Linked DNA regions of Homo sapiens: region 1 is linked to region 2. Evidence: chromatin loops called from intact Hi-C (ENCODE). Cell type or tissue: CD14-positive monocyte. All regions are shown on one strand. Each heading gives the region's core, and the rest is flanking DNA. Links, peaks and the distances in the headings are about the cores only. Region 1 overlaps PELI1 (pellino E3 ubiquitin protein ligase 1). Region 2 has its middle 64 kb from the start of MIR4433A.

The links. Hi-C counts contacts between places; a loop is a spot of excess contacts. Peaks named below come from ENCODE experiments on the same cell type or tissue, not always from the same donor. Only the 100,000 strongest peaks of a DNase experiment are listed, where the experiment ranks them.
Region 1: it touches region 2 in a loop (2.1-fold over the local background); 16 of 110 quality-filtered maps call a loop at or near these places.

The regions. Positions count from the first base shown.
Region 1 is chr2:64,131,428-64,141,208 of GRCh38, reverse strand. The region is part of intron 1 of PELI1 (pellino E3 ubiquitin protein ligase 1); the gene reads left to right. Among named protein-coding and RNA genes, the nearest start is that of PELI1, 8.1 kb to the left of the region's middle. In CD14-positive monocyte, for the core only: no CTCF peak of the experiment used is centred there; a DNase peak (open chromatin) is centred at 3,428; H3K4me3 peaks cover 2,515 bases; H3K27ac peaks cover 2,015 bases.
Region 2 is chr2:64,270,730-64,282,997 of GRCh38, reverse strand. No RefSeq gene overlaps it. Among named protein-coding and RNA genes, the nearest start is that of MIR4433A, 64 kb to the left of the region's middle. RefSeq lists an enhancer at 10,262-10,878. In CD14-positive monocyte, for the core only: a CTCF peak has its summit at 5,448; DNase peaks (open chromatin) are centred at 5,517, 8,187 and 9,337; H3K4me3 peaks cover 5,321 bases; H3K27ac peaks cover 5,517 bases.

The sequences.
Region 1 (9,781 bases), core at 1-8,000, 140 kb after region 2:
AAGAAAACCTGATGAAGATGTTTTTAAATAATACAATGTAAAGATTGTTGGCAGCATTTATATATAAGGGACAAAATTCTAGTTGAAGTCTATAAACAGTGAATTCCACTTAGCACTTTCTGTTTATAGATTTCTAGCCATCTTTTCCAGATTCCCTCTGAATATATTACACAGGCAAAGTAAATAGAAGTCATTCTTTCAAGGGATTTGGGTTCTTGGAGATTTTTTTACACTTGTGGTAGTGGGGGAGGGGAAGTGCTTATTATATTTTCTTAGTTTTAAGTGTGACCTGTGCCATAGAATATTTCCCTAGACTAATGTGTGGGAACCTCAAGACAAGAATTATTGGTCATTGAAAGATCTGGATATGATTTCAAGTTCTGCCCCTAGGTTTTTTTTTGTTTGTTTGTTTTTTTTTTTTGCATGTTGTCTTGAGTAGATCACTTCTATTTTTCCTTCAAAGGCTGAAAATAACTGCCTAACATACTATGTTTAGTAGGTCCTAAATACTTTTTGTTGTTTAATGAATTTACAGGTAATAAAGAGAAAGCACAGTGTTTCTTGAATGGATGTCAGGGAATTTCTAATTTTTTTCTTTTTTGATAGAAAAAAGTAATCAAAACATAAACATCTGATTGGAGTCTTTCAGTTAGCTTACCTACCTTCAGAAATAAGCCTAGAGAAAGAGAGCTTCATCTGGTAGTTTAACAGAAATGAATTGTAAATGACTCTTAAGAAGAATTGACAATTTTTCGGAATGTTGTACTAGATGTTTTAGATTCTTTTTGCCACATAAACTCCACTTCAGAGAAATGGGGTTCTACATAGTACTCTTGTATCGCCCCTGTAATACCTTTACACCTCAAAATACCAGTTGCAGAAAAATAGAATGTGTTGCTGATGCCTATAAATGGGAAAATCCTGACATCTGTCTTCATCCTCCAGTTAATCTTCATGTAGTTTTTAAAAAAATTAATTCAACACACATGTAATTTACTTCCTTTTCAGAAAATTTGTTGCTAATTTTTATTTTATAATGAGCCTCTTGGGATGTTGCTAATTCTAAAAATATGTAATACCCGCGGTTTCCCACCATCTTCTGCAGTTTCTTTTTCTATTATTTTTTTGGCTACAGTTTTCTTTTTCCCCTAAGCTGTCTAAAATAAGCTAAGAAATGTTTAAATGTAGTTGACAAGAAACACAGTCAGTAATTTATCATGCTAAAATTTCAACATACAAGGTGCAATGAAATCTGTTTTAGGGATAGTACACTTTTGAAGGGGGCTAAAGCAGGGACAGCAAATAAATTTCGTTTGGGGTACCAAATCTGATTGTTTAGTGGTGGCTGCCTAGAGTGCTGTGTTTAGAAAACTGGGAGTCCTTGTTCAAACTTAGCAGGAAAGAGTACTGTGATTAGCAATTTCTGCTGTTGGTGAGCGGTGGACTTTTGGCATGGATGCCAAATACATTCAGTGTTTATTGATGCCGTTTACATGTCACAGGTCTAGATGCTGATACCTCATAGACTAAAATCTCTGCTTTCATGGTGTTTACATTCTAGTAATAAGACACAAACCATAAAATAAATAAAATACATTGCGTTTTAAGAAAAATGGCTGGGCGCAGTTGCTGACACCTGTAATCCTAGCACCTTGAGAGGCTGAGGTGGGAAGATCCCTCTTGTCCAGGAGTTCAAGACCAGCCTGGGCAACGTGGTGAGACCTTGTCTCTACAAAGAAGTTTCTTAAAAAATTAACTGGACGTGGTCCCAACTACTCGGGAAGCTGAGGTGGGAAGATCACTTAAGCCTGGGAGATTGAGGCTGCAGTGAACCATGATTGCACCACTGCACTCCAGCCTGGGCAACAGAGCGAGACCCTGCCTCAAAACAATAGAAGTTAAAAAATAAATAAAAGAAAAATGACCTGATTTATTCAAAAAATTAATAGCAAGAAATAGGGAGGGAGAACTATAAGATTAAAAGAGACTTAAGAGGCTTTTCCACCAAATGCAATGTATGAAGCTTAGTTCTATCCTGCTTTGAGCAAACTAACTGTAAAAAGACATTTATTCAAAATTGGGGAAATTTAGACTCTGGATATTTAATGAAAAGGATTTGTCCATTTTTTCAGGTGTGAGAATGTACTTTTTAAGTGTTCTTTTAGAGATGTATAATGAAGTGTTTACAACTTAAAATGTGATGTGTGGGTTTTTACTTCAAAATATTGAAAGGGAGAGGAACATAGATGAAACAAGATTGGCCATATATTGAAAATTGCTGAAGGTAGATGCTATATGGATACATGAGGTTTCTTACTTCCTCTTTATTTTTGTGTATGTTTGAAATTTCCCCTAATAAACAGTTTTACACACAAACAGGAAAATAAAGCAGGGAAGGGGAAGGGAGAATAAATGGGATATGTGTATGAGGTTCGGAGGAGGATGCAGTTTTTTGCTTTTTGTTTCTTGTTTTTTGTTTTTGAGATGGAGTTCTGCTCTCATCACCCAGGCTGGAGTGCAGTGGGGCGATCTCAGGTCACTGCAAATTCTGTTTCCTGGGTTCAAGTGGTTCTCCTACCTCAGCCTCCTGAGTAGCTGGGATTACAGGCACACGCCACCACGCCCAGTAGAGTTTTGTATTTTTAGTAGAGACAGGGTTTCACCATGTTGGCCGGACCGGTCTGAAACTCCTGACCTCAGGTGATCACCTACCTCCGCCTCCCAAAGTGCTGGGATTACAGGTGGGAGCCACCACACCTGGCCAAGATGCAGTTTTAAAGGGTAGTGAGAAAAGACTTCATTGAGAAGATGATAAATAGTTAAAGTGAGTAATGACCTGAAGGAGGTAGCACAGCAAGCCTTGCAGGTCTCCTTGGAGCAAGACATTATACACAGAGGGAATAGTAAGTGCAGTGGCCCTGAGATGGGAGCGTGCCTACAACTGCAAGAAACTACAAGAAGACAAGGGTGTGAGCCAGGCATAGTGGCTTGCACCTGTAGTGCCAGCTACTCAAGAAGCTGAGGTGGGAGGATCATTTGAGCCCAGGAGTTCCAGACCAGTCTGAGCAGCATAACCAGATCCTGTCTAAAAAAAACAAAACAAAACAAAAAAAACTAGCGTAACTAGATCAGGGTGAGCGTGAGTACATAAAATCAGCATCAGCATGGGAAAGGAAGGTTAGAGAAGACTAAATTGTGTAGGGCTGGTTATCCATCTTTAAAGGAAAAATATTTTATACACTTATCTAAAATAAGTCTTATACTTTAGAGTAGTCACCATGGAAGCTATACACTTAACAATACTAGCATTACTCAATATTTTTAGAAAAAAAAATTTTTTTTGTCGTCTAAGCCAGTTTAAGAGCCACACGTGAAAATAGCTCATTACTTTGTATTTGCTCCTTGTTTTTAAGGAAAAAAGGGGTGATTGGCCACGTGATATTTCATGTTATTTATCAGATATGACTCACAGAGGATCTTGACAGAAAGAAAATGGGAAGTAACTTGAGGCTATTTCTAAAAATCAGATCCAGTCTGAGAAGGCAGTTATTGTTTGTAAAAGTCAGATCCACCCATAGACTAAAAAGGAATTTTAATAATGTTGTGGATAATTGTAGCATCATTTGGAATAAGGGTATATAACCTCTGAGAGTGACTAGTATGGAAGGCACCATACTAATTTGGATATTTTAAGGTCTCACAAAATGCGCACACACACACACACATACAAGATCATATACAATTCTTAATACTAAGTATCAAAACAGTAATTTCAGGTAAATTTCATTTATATTCTGCATTCAAGACTAAAGGGATGGTATTTAAAACACAGTGAAATTGTTTAAGTCTTGTCGCTATGGCATACACTTGGGGAAGGAACTAAAAGACTAACACATGTTAGTGTTAAGAGATGAATCTGGTTCTTAAGTCTTCTTATATTCATGCTTCATTTCTCAGATTAGTAGTTGTTTTGAGAACATTCTGATTTACCATAAGAACTGTTTTTATTAAAAAAGGCATAGGAAAAATTGGATCTCATCTAAATGTTTAAATGCCCCCAAAAACCTCAATAAATATGGATTGTAAAAATCTACTCTCAGGACAATATACATGTAGGATTACTAATTTTGAACAATTACTATACTAGTTCATTCTTTAGAGGTACAGTTTTTCCAACCTGAGAAACTAAACATTTCAGTGATTTTTACTCTCCTGATAATATTGAGTAAAGAAAGCCATTCTTTTTCTTGTTATTTATGTCCAATGGTGGGGGAGCACAACGTTTTCATTTGTTTTGTTTTGTTTTTGAGACAGAGCCTTGCTCTGTCACCAGGTTGGAGTGCAGTGGCACAATCTCGGCTCACTGCAACCTCCACCTCCTGAGTTCAAGTGATTCCCCTGCCTCAGCCTCCCAAGTAGCTGGGATTATAGGCGCACACCACTACGCCCAGCTAAATGTTTGTATTTTAGTAGAGACAGGGTTTCACCATGTTGGCAAGGATGGGCTTGATCTCCTGACCTCGTGATCCACTGCCTCAGCCTCCCAGAGTGCTGGAATTACAGGCGTGAGCCGCCGCGCCCAGCCTCATTTGTATTTTTAACCAATCATTTAAAATGTAATGCCATGAAGTAGAACTTATGAACTTTTATTATGTAGTTAATTACATAGTGACCACTAAGAATATAAGTATATAACTGTGTAAGGAATACTTTAACAAAGCTTCCTATTTTAAACATTTTTCAGTAAATTGTTAGGAATCTAGTTCTTTAATTCACTCAGAGTTTTTGTCCCTTTAGTGTGTGTAGATGTATGTATGCATGTGTATGTATAGATAGCCAGACTCTCTTACCATATACTGCACATACTATCAGGGCTGAGCTGCTAGACTAGATTATTTAACGTATTTTAAACACTAGTTTGTTAACATGGAACAACTGAGCCCATATTTAATTCCTGGGCTTTCCATTAACTCTGAAAGTCTTTTAAAACCTTTGATTCATCTAAAAAAAAAAAGTGGCAGTGGTTTTTCATAAAGATCTTTGAACTTCTATGATGATGACCATACTGAAGTGTAACTTATTTTAGAAAGCTTTCATTCAGGCTGTTGATTTGCTGGTAAGATCATGAATCTGTTTTTCATTTCCATTTTTGTGGAATAAATGAATAACTTCTGACGGAAGAGAAAGAGAGGGAAGGCAGCAAGAGAAGGAAGGAAAGGAAGAAATTGGATCTCACAAAATAGTAAATATAAGTATGGATAATTCTCTGAACTTGGATGTGCTTAAGTGTCTATGACCTAATGAGCTAAGGCTCAGATGTGTAAATTAAGTAGAGAATAGAAGTAATAATACACCTTGCATTTGAAGAGAAGTTATTGCTTTGCAAAAGTGCATCTTACATTTCATGTTGACTTAAACCTTATGACCATGATAAAATCTATACTTAATTTTGGAAATAATAATGAGTAACAATAATTGAGAGATTATTTGAAAATTCAATCTATTAAGCTTTGTAGATTTTTACAGCAACAGGTTCAAGGTTATTCTTCTCAGCTTGTGCATTGCAAGATACTTGTAATTTCCTGCCTGTCTCACTTTCATCTATTCATTACTCTGCCAATAGCTCTCTTTATCATCCTTTGCCAGCTTTAGTCATGCCTATTGCTCTTCAACAGCGTTTTCTATGTTTGTCTGCCATTTTTATACTTATAAAGTAGACTTGGAATGAATTAAGGTTATAAAGTAGTAACCTGTGGATGGCAAGTACAATACTTTTCCTATTTGTGCCATACTTAATCTTTTTAAACTTTCCTTGCCTATTTCTGGTGTGTGCCTTGGTGGAGATCTCTCATCAGACACTAAGAGATAACTACATGACCTGTAGGATGCAATACTTTTTTAACTCAATAATGTAGGAAACAGTAGGAAACAGTTTGAGTTTAAACTCAAACTCATTGAGTTAATCCTGCATCCATCCAGAACCTACATACCTAAACTAGCAAAGTTTGATAGTAAAATTAACAGCCTAGTGGAATTTCAAAAACTATTTTCAGCTCTTGATGTTTGTTGTCTTTTCTAAAAATGTCAAACAATTGGGGACCTCATCATTACTGTAATACTAACCATATATGACCTTAGGGGAAAACTGTACTTCTGTTGAGCATCTCTTTGACAGTCAAGAGGAAAAGATAAAAAGATAAGTAATGTGGTAAAGAAGGTTATAACTTCTTCCTTCCACAAGAATGAATTATGAAGTGACTGGCCCTGATATTTTTCTAGTAACTCATTGTAGTGCTCAACATATCATTTGGCTTAATCTTTAGAAGGCACAGTTTAATTTTATTTTTTAACAATAAGTGAAAACAATTGAAAGTGCTTTGTTGGTTTTTCAAAACTTTAATGTTGAATTCCTGGTTCTTGGCAGATACTATCCGTAGTATTTCATGTTCCTCTGGGTTTATTTCAGATTTAATGAACTGCATGTACTGGAAGCACTAAAAGCTGATTGGCTTTAATTTAGACTACAGTTAGCATGATGGATTTTTCTTTGAATTGTTCTCACTGTCATTCTTTAAATTTACCATCAAAGGATCAAAACATCCAAATTACAAAACTAAGTTTATCATTCATGAGAAAATGTGTTAAATACGTATCTTTTGTAAAGTAGCGGCTGCTTCTAATTAGAAACCGGTCCTATAGACATACCTTATGTATCAAAAAGCTTTTTAAATATACTTACTGCTTTACTGTTACTTTCATTTAAAATAGGATGATTCAGTTTCTGAACTAGCCCTGTCTGTTCTCCAAAGGAACTAGGATGAATTTTGAGGAGGGGCTCTTAAACTTTGAGCAGATCTGTAACTTCATTGAGAGCAGACATTTTTAAAAATTCATCACTGACATTTATTCAACAAAAAGAAGATCAGATTTTGCTAAAGCCTTTTGGTTGTGTCTCTTTTAGAAATAACGTGTTGATTTAGTTGCATATAGTTCAGCTCTTAAGGACCAGTCTTTAAGGCTTTAGCCAGAATTTGTCTCCTAAAGCTGACTTTAAAATGGCTTCCAAAAGGATTTGCTGAGTTTCAGAACTGAGTAGGCTGCTAATGATTCAGTAGGCCCCCTCATTTTCCTCCTACTCCTTAAATTGAAGGCTCCTTCATACCATCTAGGTACCCTGAGTCATCATGGATAAACTCTAAAGAAGAATTGTCATATGGAAAAACTCTACATGAAGTAAGAATGTCAGAAAGCAGTCTGAGTCAGAGATCATTCATTGCTCACAATGATAAAATCTATAGGTTGTGGGCTTCATTTTAAATCTTTTAACATACTTCCATGTATGTCCTTATTATAGGATTATAAATCCTATAATGCCCATAAAACCATCTGAGGTGTTTATTCCCAGTTAATTTCTAATTGGTTTGGTTTTTATTATCTATTACATGAAAAGGATTTTGTATTTTTTATTGAATAAATAGAGAGGAGAGGCAATATGATACAGGATAAAAACCACTATATCAGAAGTTAGGGGACCTGGAGTTCTGGTTTATCTTCTCAATATGTGACCTTATATATTTCATTTAACCTCTTTGAGCTTGAGTTTCCTTATCTTTACAAGGTCAGTAACTCCATCACTCACACCCTCTTTGGAACCAACCCATGGCAGATACAGCTAGTAGCTGTATCTGTATCGGTATCTGTATCCCAAACCAGTTTCAGGTAACTTTTTTATACAGCACTGTCAGAAACTATATATATAATTGCCATTCTGATGAAATCTCTTTGTCATCTCAGCTATATTGGGTCTCTTCCAGCTCCAGGATTCTATGACTTTAAATAATTTGCCTATAGAAAGTCTCTCTCTTCTATCTATACTGTCTCTTCACATTGAGTGCTCAGGGTTGAAACTCACTGTATGAGCTTAAGAATTCTTTGTAGTCAGGGATAGCATGTTTATGTTTCATTTAGTGATGTTAAAACAAATGATTGAAGAAAACTCATGGGGGTACTTAAAATTCCAAATGAAATGGTAACAAATAACAATGTTTAGTGCTAATTTGATGGAAACTCATTTTAAGTTCTAAATGTTTATGGCACAGACCTCAGGTTAGTGAAATTCGAAGTGATGTATTTGTCTGGAGGGCACATGATGAAGACATAGGAATTCTAGACCAAGAAATAAAGAGGCCTGAGTTCTAGCTTTGCAAACTGTTTTTTTAACCTGGTTAGTGTCTTCATCTATTGTAATGGTATCAGACCAGTGTTTTTCATTAATGTATTATACAAATTACCTAAGGATCATATTATAATGCATATGCTAATTCAGTAAGTATGGCTGGGGCTTGAGATTCTTCATTTTTAGCAGGCTTCTGGGTGTGCTACTGCTATAGGCCATGGACCACACTTTACTTATAAAAGTACTATGCCATTTCCAAGGCTCCTTCTGGTTTAAAGGGTCTTTAAACTATAACTCCACTTCTTTTTCTCCAGCTCTTTCGTATCACTATTAAATTTGTACTTTTTGAAACCACATATTCCTAGACTTATTCCCTATTTTCTCAGTCTGAGAGCTCCATTAATTTTGTTGTTTTTCCCTTTCCAGAATGAACTTGACATAGGTGGTCATTCAAGTTAAAGCTAAGGTAGTATAATAGAGTCTTTAATAAGAAGAAAACTTTATTCAGATGCCTCCCCCACTAATTGGTAGCTCTTTTGCCTTGGACAGTTGACTCAGTTTACTTAATCTCAAGGTTCTGAGAACAAGCCTCACCGGGACTTATTAAATCCCTTATCCAAAATGCTTGGGGCAAAAGGTGTTTTGGATTTCAGATTTTTTCAGATCGTGGAATATTTGCATTATACTTGGAAGAGCATTTCCTTTGAGAGTTGTGTTAGCACTTGAAAAGTTTCAGGTGTTGTAGCATTTTGGATTTCAGATTTTCAGATTAGGAATGCTCAACCTGTATCTTCCTGGTAAGGTTGTTGAAAGGAATAGAGATAATATATAAAGTTCTCAGCACGATGTCAAGCATAAAGTAGGTACTCAAGAATTGGAAGCTATTTTTATTATTTCTACTGGCATCCTGACTTGGTCTAGTGGAAAGAGAAAAAGGAGGGGGAAAGATCTGTTGCCAATTCAGTACCTTTCTCTGTGAGCCAATTTAAATTTTCAACTGCTTATTAGACATATTAACTAAAATTCTTCAAACTTACCATAGTGAAAAAGACCTCTGTTTTCTTTCCATATCTGTTCTGCCTCCTACAATACTGGTAGAGATTACTGTTTCTGGCTGGGTGCAGTGGCTCATGCCTGTAACCCCAGCACTTTGGGAGGCCAAGGTGGGTGGATCATTTGAGGTCAGGAGTTCGAGACCAGCCTGGCCAACATGGTGAAACCCCATCTCTACTAAAAATACAAACATTAATTGGGCGTGGTGGTGTGTGCCTGTAATCTGAGCTACTCCTGAGGCCGAGGCAGGAGAATTGCTTGAACCTGGGAGGTGGAGGTTGCAGTGAGCCAAGATGGCACCACTGCACTCTAGCCTGGGCAATGGAGTGAGACTCCGTCTCAATTTAAAAAAAAAAAAAAGAGAGAGATTACTATTTCACTCTCTACATGCCGGTTAGGATCCTGTCGTTTCTGCCTTTGTTTCTCGAGTACAGTTGGCCTTCTGTATCCATGGAATCTGCATCTGAGGATTGAACCAAGCATGGATCAAAAATATTTGGAAAACAAATATAATAAAAAATAACAATACAACAATAAATACAACTAAAAAGT
Region 2 (12,268 bases), core at 1,900-9,899:
CAGGTCATTAGGCTGGTGAAGGCCTGTCAGTCTTCCGTCACCTGTCCACAAGGGTGTCCAATGAGACATCTTTTATTCTCATAATTGTAGGTCATTGAGGCACATAGATCACCACTCAGATGAGTTCCTGGTGTCTGTGCCCCTTCACAAATGGTGGGCAATCTCCTTGCGGCTTTCATGTCTCACTTGGGAGCCAGGACTCTGCCTGGCTGTGTAAGAACAGTTTGTTCAGACCCACTGCACAGCTATTTCCCAACCCCACTCCCCACTGGACCTCAGGACAGATGACATCTCTGGTCTCCTCCTGTCCCCTCTACCTCTCCTTCCACAGGCCTGGGGGATATTTTCTAGTCCAGGGGAGACCCTGCTCTCCTCAATCCCCACATCCCCCAAATATTTTGGCTATGACTGGAGTCCTATACAGTTCCCAGGGGGCTTTTAGCCTTTTAGGGACCAGAGCTAGGAAGATTCATTTCTTTCTGTTACATCAACCTTAAAGCAATGGGCACCGAGTGCCAAGCAGCTTGGCCTGAGGGATGGGCAAAGGGGAGAAATAACAGGAAACTAGGACATCAGTAAACATTCAGAAATACTGTATTATCCCACCCCATTTGTTCAATGCCCACCTCTCCCACTCTATTAGTTAGAGTTCTCCAGAGAATTTTATGTATATGTAAAGCCAGATTAAGTCCTTTAGGGGCCCTAAAGCCCCACATAATTTAAAATAAAATAATTACTCAATCATAACTTTAAGAAACTCTTGTAAGTTAGTTTTCTCCAATGATGACTATTTCGATGCTTTGTTTGAGATATCAAACTCTTTCTAAAATTTATTTCTTGCAGGGGAGAGGGAGAGGTTGGCATTTGCTTTGCTGGTGGCTGAATCCCAGGCTTATTCTGCGTTGTGTGTGATCTCATAGTGCCTTCCCTCCGTGGTGGCAGGGGGTCATGGGAAAGCTGGGTAGCAGCTTAGCCCACCTGCTTATGGTAGCCACAGCCTTGACATTCCTAGGAGGCCAGCCTATTATCCACTAATTTAAAAATTAGTTCAACTCATTTCCTTGGAGGAGAAGTAATAAAGCTACTAATCATCTGATCAGAACTTCTATTTCCTTAAGAACTCACGGAATACTTATGACTGATTCATTCCTACATATTTTCTTGTGTTCTTGACATAAGAATATAAGACCAGTCTTATCTGTACATTTCACTTATCCGGCAAGCAGGGTAGGGGAGACTGGGCAAAACCTGAAACCAGAATTGCCTGATCCTTGTCACCTGGTTACATAATGTTCTTGTAACCCAAATAAACTTAATATTGCCCCTTAGAACTTAAAGCATTCAAGGCAAAGTGGACCTTGAAAAGAGTCGATTGTGATTGTAAATAAATCCCAGTAACTACTGCCTTTTCTCTTATTAGCTACTTCTTCAATCCCCATTTTTGCTTCTAGGGCTTGTTAGATTAAAGTATAGTGGTCCCTCAGTATCCATAGGCAGTTGGTTCCAGGATCCCCCCTTGGATACCAAAGTCCCAAGACGCTGAAGTCTCTTATATATAATGGTGCGGTATTTGCATGTAACCTACACACATCCTCCTGTATATTTTAAATCATCTCTAGATTACTTATAACACCTAATACAATGCCTACACAACACTTCATTCATGTGGGTTCAATGTAGTACTCAGTGCATGGCAAATTTAAGTTTTGCTTTTTGGAACTTTGTGGAATTTCCTTTTTTTCCAAATATTTTCTATCCTTGGTGGATTGAATCTATTGATGAGGAACCCATGGATACAGAGGGTCCCAGATGCTACTTGATCTACTCCTTAATCTCTTAACTATGTTGACTGCTATACAAATAATATTCCACTTTGTATAGAAGAGATGTGAGGATGTGAGCTGCACTTGTGCAGCTGTGGTTCCAAAGTTGCAATTAGAAGAAGTTGCCCACCACTTGTGAAGGGGCACAGGCTGTGCAACTGGCCATCTGGGCTGTTTGGGAGCATGGCAAGGACATGGCAACTGCCTGGCTGGCCTCCTAGGAATGTCAAGGCTGTGGCTACCATAAGCAGGTGGGCTAAGCTGCTACCCAGCTTTCCCATGACCCCCTGCCACCACGGAGGGAAGGCACTATGAGATCACACACAACGCAGAATAAGCCTGGGATTCAGCCACCAGCAAAGCAAATGCCAACCTCTCCCTCTCCCCTGCAAGAAATAAATTTTAGAAAGAGTTTGATATCTCAAACAAAGCTTCGAAACAGTCATCATTGGAGAAAACTAACTTACAAGAGTTTCTCAAACTTAAGATTGAGTAATTATTTTATTTTAAATTATGTGGGGCTTTAGGGCCCCTAACGGTCTTAATCTGGCTTTACATAAAGGAAACGCAAGGATAAGATAAAAGGAGGAGTCAACAAGTTAATTCACCAATAAATGTTTAGTGAGTCCCACAGTAGGTGTAATGATGATACAAAAAGCATGTGAACTCTTCCCAAAGCACTTTACTAGTTAGGCCTGTAGGTTATTTGGATGGTGGGGTTGAGGGAGAGTGAAGCTTTTGTAAACCTATACAATGCATGAGAAATAATCTTGAGAAATGGATCGTAAGAACAAAATCAGGCATGAAAGAAAGCTGTTGATGAGAACATAAAAAACCTAGACCAAGGCAAAGAGGGCCTCACTGTGGGTAGAGACACCAACAAGATAACTCCACGTATGTGCCAGACTTAAGTGCAATTGTGGACATACAACAGTAAAACCAACAAACAAACAAACAACACCCCCCACCAATCTCACCCTTATGGAGTTTAATTACTGGTTGTGATGGTAAATTTTATGTGTCAACCTGGCCAGGCCATGGTGCCCAGATATCTGATCAAAAATTAGTTTAGATATTGCTGTGAAGGTATTTTTTTTAGATGTGATAAACATTTAAATAAGTAGACTTTGAGTAAAGCAGATGACCCTTCATAATCGTCTTGGATGGTGGCCTCATTCAAATTGTTGAAGGCAGTAAGAGAAAAGACTGAGATCCTCTGAGAAGGAAAGAATCTGCCTCCTGACTCTGCCTTTGGAATCAAGGCTGCAACATCAAGATTTCCCTGGGTCTCCAGCCTGCCCTACAGATTTTGAACTTGCTAGTCTGCACAATCGTGTGAGCCAATTCTTCAAAATAATCTCTCTCTATATATATATATATAATATATATAATCATATATGTATAATTATATATCCCCACATCCCCCAAATATTTTGGCTATGACCGGAGTCCTCTACAGTTCCCAGAGGGCTTTTAGCCATATATATATAATGTTGTATATTATATATATTATAATATATAATATATATTATAATTATACATATGTAATTATATATATTTTATATATATACACATATATAAAAAAGGCTAAAAGCCCTCTGGGAAGGATAAGACTTTTTTTTTTAATTTTGCATTTGTGAATGTTCCAGGAATTGGAAAGAATTGAACCAGGCAGATTTTAAACATTCACGAGATGATTATATCAATGTGAGTTTGCCTTTGACCATTTAGGGCAGTGGATATACATCAAGTTGTTTTCTTCCCCTACACTGTTCCTTTCTGGAATTTGGGACATGAAATCTAGATTCTATGCAATAATATAGAGCTGAGTTGAGATAAAAAGTTCAGTCAGGACTGAATCCTTAGATCCAGGCAGATAGTGAACAATTTTTAAAGTGGACACAGATAGTGTCTGGTTTTTAAGGTAAATGACCTGTACAATTTGAAGCACACTTTAATTCTCAGTTGTACATTCCAAGTTTCAAAAACAACAATAAAAAACTGAAAAAAGAACTGCAAATCTATTGGCTAAGATAATTTTTTGAAAATAACATACAAAGTAACAAAGAACTGCAAATCTATTGGCTAGGATAATTTTTTTGAAAATAATATACAAAGTAACATGACAAAAACCATATAGTTTCTATAAGAGGCAATTTTATTTACTTGTGTTCAAGTGATGAGGCAAGTAGCTGATAAATTAATTAGATGTTTCAAATAAAGTGGAGATTTTAATTTGTTTCCCTAACTTTGTAGCAGGCAAATTAAATCCTATTTGATGTCTTTATATTCACTAATGAAGAGTGTGTGGTAATGCATCACATATATTCTGGCTGTGCTGTTAATAATGGACATGAGTAACTCCTTAAAATCATTCTTTTTGGAGGCTCTACTGTTGAAAAGAATGAATAATTTTTCTATCTCAAAGCACTCAACAAGAGTTAATGAGGAAAGTAAGAGTGCCATAGGGCTATGTTTGTAATAAAAAGTATCAGCTTCGTGGCGACACCTGCAAAGGTCCCCATATTCTGTAGGAAGTAAAAGAATAGAACCGGGTAATAGTTCACTATTTGACCATATTTGAGCATCTTTTATTTGGAACACAAATGGCTTTCTCTGCTTTCCTGGATCAACATATGAAAAATTTGAGCAAAATATTTTTTTCTTGCCAGTACGTTGAATTTCCAAAAACATCAGTTAAATTCCTAATTGTTGGAATATTACTGTCCCCAATTAAAATGTTTTCAGTTTTCATCCACTTAGGGAAGCAATGAGTAATGAAAACCAATCTCAAAGACAAAGGGAAAAACAATAAGAAAGTCCCATTCCAAATGGAGTCAAGCATCTGGAATTGGGTTAGATTCATTTTTGGTGGGAGACTCTCCCAGACACCTGTCTTTCCATTTCTTTTTGTACTGTGTAACTCCACTGGAGGCTGAGAAGTGCCGGAAAGTGAGGATTCTTCCCACAGGCTAAATATTGGAAGAATCTGTAACACCAAGTGTGGAAAAAGAAAACTCCTCAGTATTCATGCTGTGAAAACTGCAAGGTGAGCCGCTACTGCTGATCCATAAAAACAGGTGAAATCTTATTTCCCGAGGCTTTTTCAGAAAGAAAGAAAGGGTAAAAGGAAGAAAAAAAGGGGGGGAGGGAGGGAAAGAAAGAAGGAAGGAAGGAAGGAAAAAGGAAAGAAAGAGAAAGAAAGAAAGAAAGAGAGAGAGAGAGAAAGAAAGGAAGAAAGAAAGAAGGAAGGAAGGAAGGAAAAAGGAAAGAAAGAGAAAGAAAGAAAGAAAGAAAGAAAGAAAGAAAGGAAAGAAAGAAAGAAAGAGAAAGAAAGGAAGAAAGAAAGGAGAAAGAAAGAAGGAAGGAAGGAAGGAAGGGAGGAAGGAAGGGGAAGGGAGGGAAAGGAAATTATGAGGTACACGGAGCACCAACCAGATGCCAAGTTCATGTAACCAATAGATCTTAGATTCACACTGGGCCCAATCACAGAGGAAGCAATCAGTGGCTAAAGGTGACTAAGCACTTTAGGAAATTATCACCCTGGTTTCTCAAATGGTAGGTCTGATTATATTTTCACATACTGGGTCACGCCTCATGGTGGCACAGCCTCGTCCATGATCACCCCAGAGCTGGTGTGGGCCAGACACCAGAGCCTCCCTGGCTGGAGAAGGACTGTGAGAGACTAATTGTCTATGGAAATGAATGGTTACAGTCACTGGGCTCTCAAAACTGGAATGCAATTTATAAAGCAGAGCATTATTATTCCAAAACCCACATTCTGCAGAGGAAGTGAAACTTCTCCAACTGGTTGGTGAGCTTCTCAGTTGTTTACCTCTGGGCTTCGGTTTCCAAGGGCAACTTATTTCCTAGCCTCGCAGGCCATAGGGAAAGAAATCGAGGGCCCAGGTTACAAAGAGGTATTTGATTTCAGGCACTACCTGGCTTCCCAGAATGCCAGCTTTCACCAGAGTCCATGAGAGGCTGCTCGGGCTGTTCCTGCCTGGGGTCTGAGTTTTCTGGCCCCGTGCTGAGGCAGGCCTCCCCCGCAGACCCTTTCAGATCTACAGCTCTTTCTGATAAACCCAAGACCAGTCCCAACCAAACCAACTGGAAAGGGTCCAGGGTCAATTCTCAAACCCTTTTGGAGACCCTGAGCCCAACCCCTCCCACTTGGGGTGCCTTTTCCATCTCATAAAGGAGTTGAAGAGCAGTCTTTCATTTTTTCTTCCCCTTTGTGTGAGTCCAGGACTTGGAGAAAAGCCTTTCTTCTCCTCAGACCCTCTTTGGAGCAAAGTCCTGGTGGTCTCTTGGATGGGCCAGGTCCCTAAGCTGGGCAGGCAGGTGAGTTCTGGCTGCTGCCCTCATTGTAAGGAAGCATTTGGGTGCCCTCTTCATGACAATACTTGCAGTTAAAATACAGACATCTTATTCAAACAGGAAATTTACATTTTTTGCATTCTTTAGACAGGGCTAAAGGGGGATGCCACAGGAGCAGCAGAGCAGATGAGGAATCTGTGGAATGTGAATGTTTTTCATACTTTTCCCCCTGTTGGTAATCATTTTGTTTCTCTATCCTCCTCATCCCCAGGTGTGCCAGCAGCCCACCTTCCAGAGCCTACCTTCACGCCTCACAAGGAAACAGCTTGGAAAGGACTGGGGCATACCAACATGTTTACGGAATCAGCCTTTGGCATTGGAATAGATCCAGTTTCAAATCTCTAGGCCACTCCATCATTTAACGGATAGAGGTTGGCCAGGCGCAGTGGCTCATGCCTGTAATCCCAGCACTTTGGGAAGCTGAGGCAGGCGGATCATCTGAGGTCAGGAGTTTGAGACCAGCCTGGCCAACATGGCAAAACCCCATCTCTACTGAAACTACATAAAATTAGCCAGGCATGGTGTAGCCATGCGCCTGTAGCCACAGCTACTCAGGAGGCTGAGGCAGGAGGAACACTTGAACCTGGGAGATGGAGGCTGCAGTGAGTTGAGATTGCATCATTGAACTCCAGCCTGGGCAACAGAGCAAGACTCCATCTCAAAAAAAATTTTAAAATAAAGGATAGAGGTAGAAGAGGACTAATCAAAGGGCAAAGAGGAGAATCCAGAAGGCCTGGTGTTAAGAAAGCTAGGAAAAGTGATATTGCCTGTTGCAAAATGGACAGAGAAGGCAGGTAAGTGGACGGGGTCATGAGGGAATCAACTGCAGGAGCTCAGCTGTGAAGGAGAAGAGAGCATTTTATTTTAAAGGAAGATTACTGACCATGTTCCCATACTGCAAGGGAGGGTCCAGAAATGCAGAGAAGAAGAAAAAAGGAATAATGGAGACAGCAAAGGCTCATGAGAGACTGGAGCTAGAGCACCAGTGAGGGCTCTGGGCTGGTGAGAATTCAGCTTTTCTTTGAAAATACAGGAGAGGGCTTGGAAGGTGAGGTGGCTGCAGAAGAGCCTGCAGCTCTGAGGATGAGAATTCAGGGAGTTTGTGAAATAGAAGCTGCTATAGATTGAATGTTTGTGAACACCAGCCCAACTACCAAAATTCTTATGCTGAAGCCTTAATTAATCCACAGTGTGAGACATTGCAAGGTGGAGCCTTTGGGAGGTCATCAGGGTGGAGCCCTCATAAGGAGATTGGTGCCCTTATAAGAAGAAGAAACCAGAGCCCTCTCTTGCTCTGCCAGGTGAGGACACAGTGAGAAGAAGGCCATCTGCAAGCAGGAATGGGTCCTCACTAGGAATCAAATCTGCTGGCACCTTGATCTTGAACTTCCCAGCTTCCAGAACTGTGAGAAATAAATGTCTGTTTTTAAGCTACCCAGTCTATGGTGTTTTATTATAGAACACCATAATTCTATAATAAATTATAGAATTTATTATAGAATTATAATTATTATAAATATTTAATTAATAAATATAAATTATTATTATAGAATAAATTCTACAATTTATTATAGAATTATAGAATTTGCCAACATGGCAAAACCCCATCTCTACTAAAACTACATAAAATTAGCCAGGCATGGTGTAGCCATGCACCTGCATGACTACAGAATTCTATAATTCTATGATAAAATATAGACTATGACTAAGACAGGAGCCTTGGTGGTCTGCCAAGAGAAAGGTGGTCATGGTTGGGGAGGGGACAGCAACACAGCAGTGAGGGTTTAAGATGAGAGAGAAACAGAACAGGAGGAAAGGATGCTGACCAGGGGCCTGTGAGGGGTCACTGTGCTAAGAACCCAGCCGAGGTCAGAGGCCCCAGGTTGTGTAGAACCCAAACCACAAGAGTGTGTATTCCTCTAGCCTCCTTCAGGAGTCCTTGAGTAGGAAGAAAGAGGGAAAATGATTCACAGAGAAAACTGATTCACAGAGAAAGGTTTGCAAGACTGACATAGCAAAAGGAAGGGGAAAGTGGGTTGAGGTTGCTGGCAAGAGTCACAGAAGACACACACATGTATACATATACATACATATATAATTATATAGAATTGTATGTGTATATATAATTACATATGTGTGTATATATATGCTAGAGAGAGAGAGAAGGATTGATCACAAATGTAGAACAGGTCTGAGTTGCTAAAGTGGAGTGGAGTTGAAATTTTTTTTGATAAGGCTCTTATCAAAGAATGCTTCTGGAAGATTAATCTTTTTTTCTGGAAGGAAATAGAGGTAAGTGCACCACTTAGCAGGCTGATGTAATGGTCCAGATCAGAATTAGTAAACACACAGAATGCAAGTTGCAGTGACCCACCTGTGCCTCTGGCAATCGTCACCAATGGACAACCACACTCTGCTGCTGAACTCAAAATCTTTCTCTACACAGTGCTCGGGCAGCCACTACCAATTAGTTGGAATTGGCCCAGGAGATGGAAACTGCTTTCAGTTCTGGTCTGGATGAAAGGTAATAAGCCTGGCCTAGGTTTTTAGCAGCAGGCATGAAGTGACTGCAATGTGGAGCCCACCACAGGGTAAGAGAAAGAACATCTCACAGCCAGCCAGCCTCTGATCACTGGGTTCCCAGAACCCTGAGAGAGCTGAGGGTGGTGCCAGAAACGATCTCTGGACTCAGAATTGCTCTGGGGCACACCCAGAAGGCCAGTTGCTACTGAAGCACCCGAGCTCACCTGGACAGTCTCTCAGAATCCCAGGTCGGTTAGCCTTGGCTGGCTTCGGGAAGTGGAGAATCAGACAAACCACAGATCTCATGACTCAGTGATCTTCCATAAGGGAGTAGATGAGTGTTTCTGGCACTGGCCTGGTAGGAGCTCGTGGGAGGATGCCAATAATTCCCTTTAGTTACTCTGGGTCATGGTGTCCTACTAGCTAGAGCCAGCCTGAGGCCACAAGGAAACAGAAGCAGCTTTGGGCCCATCTCTGAGAAATACCTTTCACTTTATCTAATTCCCTTTCTTTTGGGTGAGCAGCTTCAGCCAGCAGGAAGCTTCATTTCCTTCCTCTCTGCTGGAACTCCTTGGTTCTGGGCCTTTGTTTTTATCAGCCATTGCAAAACTGATCTCTGATTGCACAATATGGGCAATGACATGACAGTGACTGAGACTCATGAATCCCATTAAGCCCAGTGGTGTTAATAGATCAGATATTCATAAAGAGATAGCAGTATTAATCCCTGACTTGTCACCACAACTTCCTTCAGACTGTCATTAATATTAAAAAGAATAAGTCATCGATATGTCATGCTGGTCTGCAGTTGTTTGGGGCCTTTTGTTGTTACATAATGAATGGGTTCCATGTGAAGGCCTCCGGGAGTGGTTTTTGCTGTTTATCTCTTTGTTCATGTTTGTTTATTTGTTTCTCCTTAGGCACTTATCAGAAGAACCAAGAACTGAAGATACAGGAAAAAACTTCTGCAAGTTCAATGTCCAAAAGAGACTAGGATTTAATTGAAACATACAGATCTAGAAAATCAAAGTCTGATTAAAAGAGTTAACAAAAGAAAGCACAACACTAAGGGGTGTGTGTGTGTGAGAGAGAGAGAGAGAGAGAGAGAGAGACAGCAGGGCAGGAGAGAGGGTAAGAGAGCAAAACAGCTTTGCAGGGGCAGGTGATGGTGTGATTTGAAATGCCTATGAGATGCACATCTGGCAGGTCTGAAGCCTGCAAGTAACACATGGAGCAAGTTACCCATCACCCTGGCATTTCCTCAAGTCTAAGCTATATTAGCGTCCAGCCTCCCACACTTTTTTGTGCATCCTAACCTAATTAGTTAAAGATTACATTCTCCTGTGTGAGTGGCAGAGTCTCTTGGGTACAGTCTTTTGGGCTAGGACCCAATAGATAGCAGTGGCTGTGTCATTTTAGATAGCAGTGGGAATTTGGTAATTGATTTAAAAACAAGTCGGCCGGGCTCGGTGGCTCACGTCTGTAATCCTAGCACCTTGGGAGGCCGAGGTGGGCGGATTGCCTGAGCTCAGAAGTTTGAAACCAGCCTGGGCAACACAGTGAAACCCCGTCTCTACTAAAAATACAAAAACATTAGCCGGGCGTGGTGGCATGTGCCTGTAGTCCCAGCTACTCAGGAAGCTGAGGCAGGAGAATTGCTTGCACCTGGGAGGTAGAGGTTGCAGTGAGCCAAGATCGCGCCACTGCACTCCAGCCTGGGCGACAGAGCGAGACTCTGTCTCCAAAAACAACAACAAAAAAACAAGTCAACAGATACACGCAAAAGTTCCCAAGGTGTAGGCCACATTCCAAACAGGGTTTTAATGGCTACCTACAAGTTTCCTAACCCTGCTTCCCCCCAGTTCAGCAGAGGGATCTTTCCTCAGCTAGCAGGCATTAATTGAATACCTATTAATGAATAGGAAGGAGCCATGGAGTAAGACAAGCTGACCTTAGTCAGTTTACAGACTGATTAGGGAGGTAACATGGGGCAGGGGGTGCGTCTGTGAATTGAACTACAATTACTAAAGAGCATGCAAGATGTGCTGGAAAGAAATGTGAGGTCCAGAGTAAGAATGTGACAAGTTTTTCTGAGAACAGCCTATGAACTGATTCTAAAAACGAAGCAATGGATTGTTTTAGTTTTAAAAATAGCTTTGGATTTTTAAATCACAAAATAAATAACAATTTGTTATAGTAAATTAGAAAAAAAACAGGTTTGAAAAAAGTTTAAACTTACAGACCATCCCACCACTGCAAAGCAACCAGTGGGGCATCACCCTGAACCCTGGGCCCCATCTTTTTTTTTTTTTTTTTTTGAGGCAGAGTCTCACTCTGTCACCAGGCTGGAGTGCAGTGGTGTCATTTCGGCTCACTGCAACCTCCGACTCCCTGGTTCAAGTGATTCTCCTGCCTCAGCCTCCCAAGTAGCTGGGATTACAGGCACATGCCACCATGCCCAGCTAATTTTTGTATTTTTAGTAGAGACGGGATTTCACTATGTTGGCCAGGATGGTCTCCATCTCCTGACCTTGTGATCCACCCACCTCGGCCTCCCAAAGTGCTGGGATTACAGGTGTAAGCCACTGCACCCAGCCCCATCTTTATCCACTGCTTTACACTTCCTTCTACCACTCCTGTCTGATCTACTTCATACCTGTGCAGTGTCTTCATTAGATTTCATTTGACCAAATGTTTCTACTGCTAAAGCAAATTTCAAAACTACTGCTAAACACCTGGTCCAGGTAAATTCCCTGACTCTTGCTTTCCCTGCATCATTCTCCTCTGATCAGCCTCCAGTGGCAACCTCCTCACCTTGGCCATTCTGGGCTGTCTTGGTCAGTTCAGGCTGCTATAACAAAATTCCAGAAACTAGGTAGCTTATAAACAATGGGAATTTATTTTTCATAGTTCTAGAGGCTGGGAAGTCCAACATGAAGGTAAATCCTGTGTCTGGTGAGGATTCATCTTCTAGTTGTAATCTCACATGGTGAAAGGGGCCAAGGAGCTTCTTTGGGTCTGTTTTATGAGGGCACTAATCCCATTCATGAGGGCTCCACCCTTGTGACCTAATCACTTCCCTAAAGGCCCCATTTCCTAATACCATTGCCTTGGGGGTTAGGATTTCAATATATGAATCCTAGGGGGACACAAACATTCAGATGATAGCAAGGGCCTTCTGCTTCTGGCTACAGTCCATCTTTACAGCTTGATGTCCCATCACCCTCAACAAGACCCTGTCTCTGGAATGCCATATGCATGTTCTTACTGCCAACCTTTTGCTCACATCTTTCCACCATGTTATGTGACCAACTCTTCTCTTCAAATATCTCCATACCGATTCTATAATCTGAGTTTGCCTAGCTCCACTGACCTATGAATCACAGCAATAGCAGCTCCCCCCATTGCATCTGGCCACACCTGAGTGATGCAGAACCTCTGGGCCCCTCAAAGTCATAGCCAGAAATTTCACCCTGGGGGATGTTTGATGTGTCCTCACAATACCCCACAAATGTGTCTCCTGCCATGTTCTTCCTCTCCTG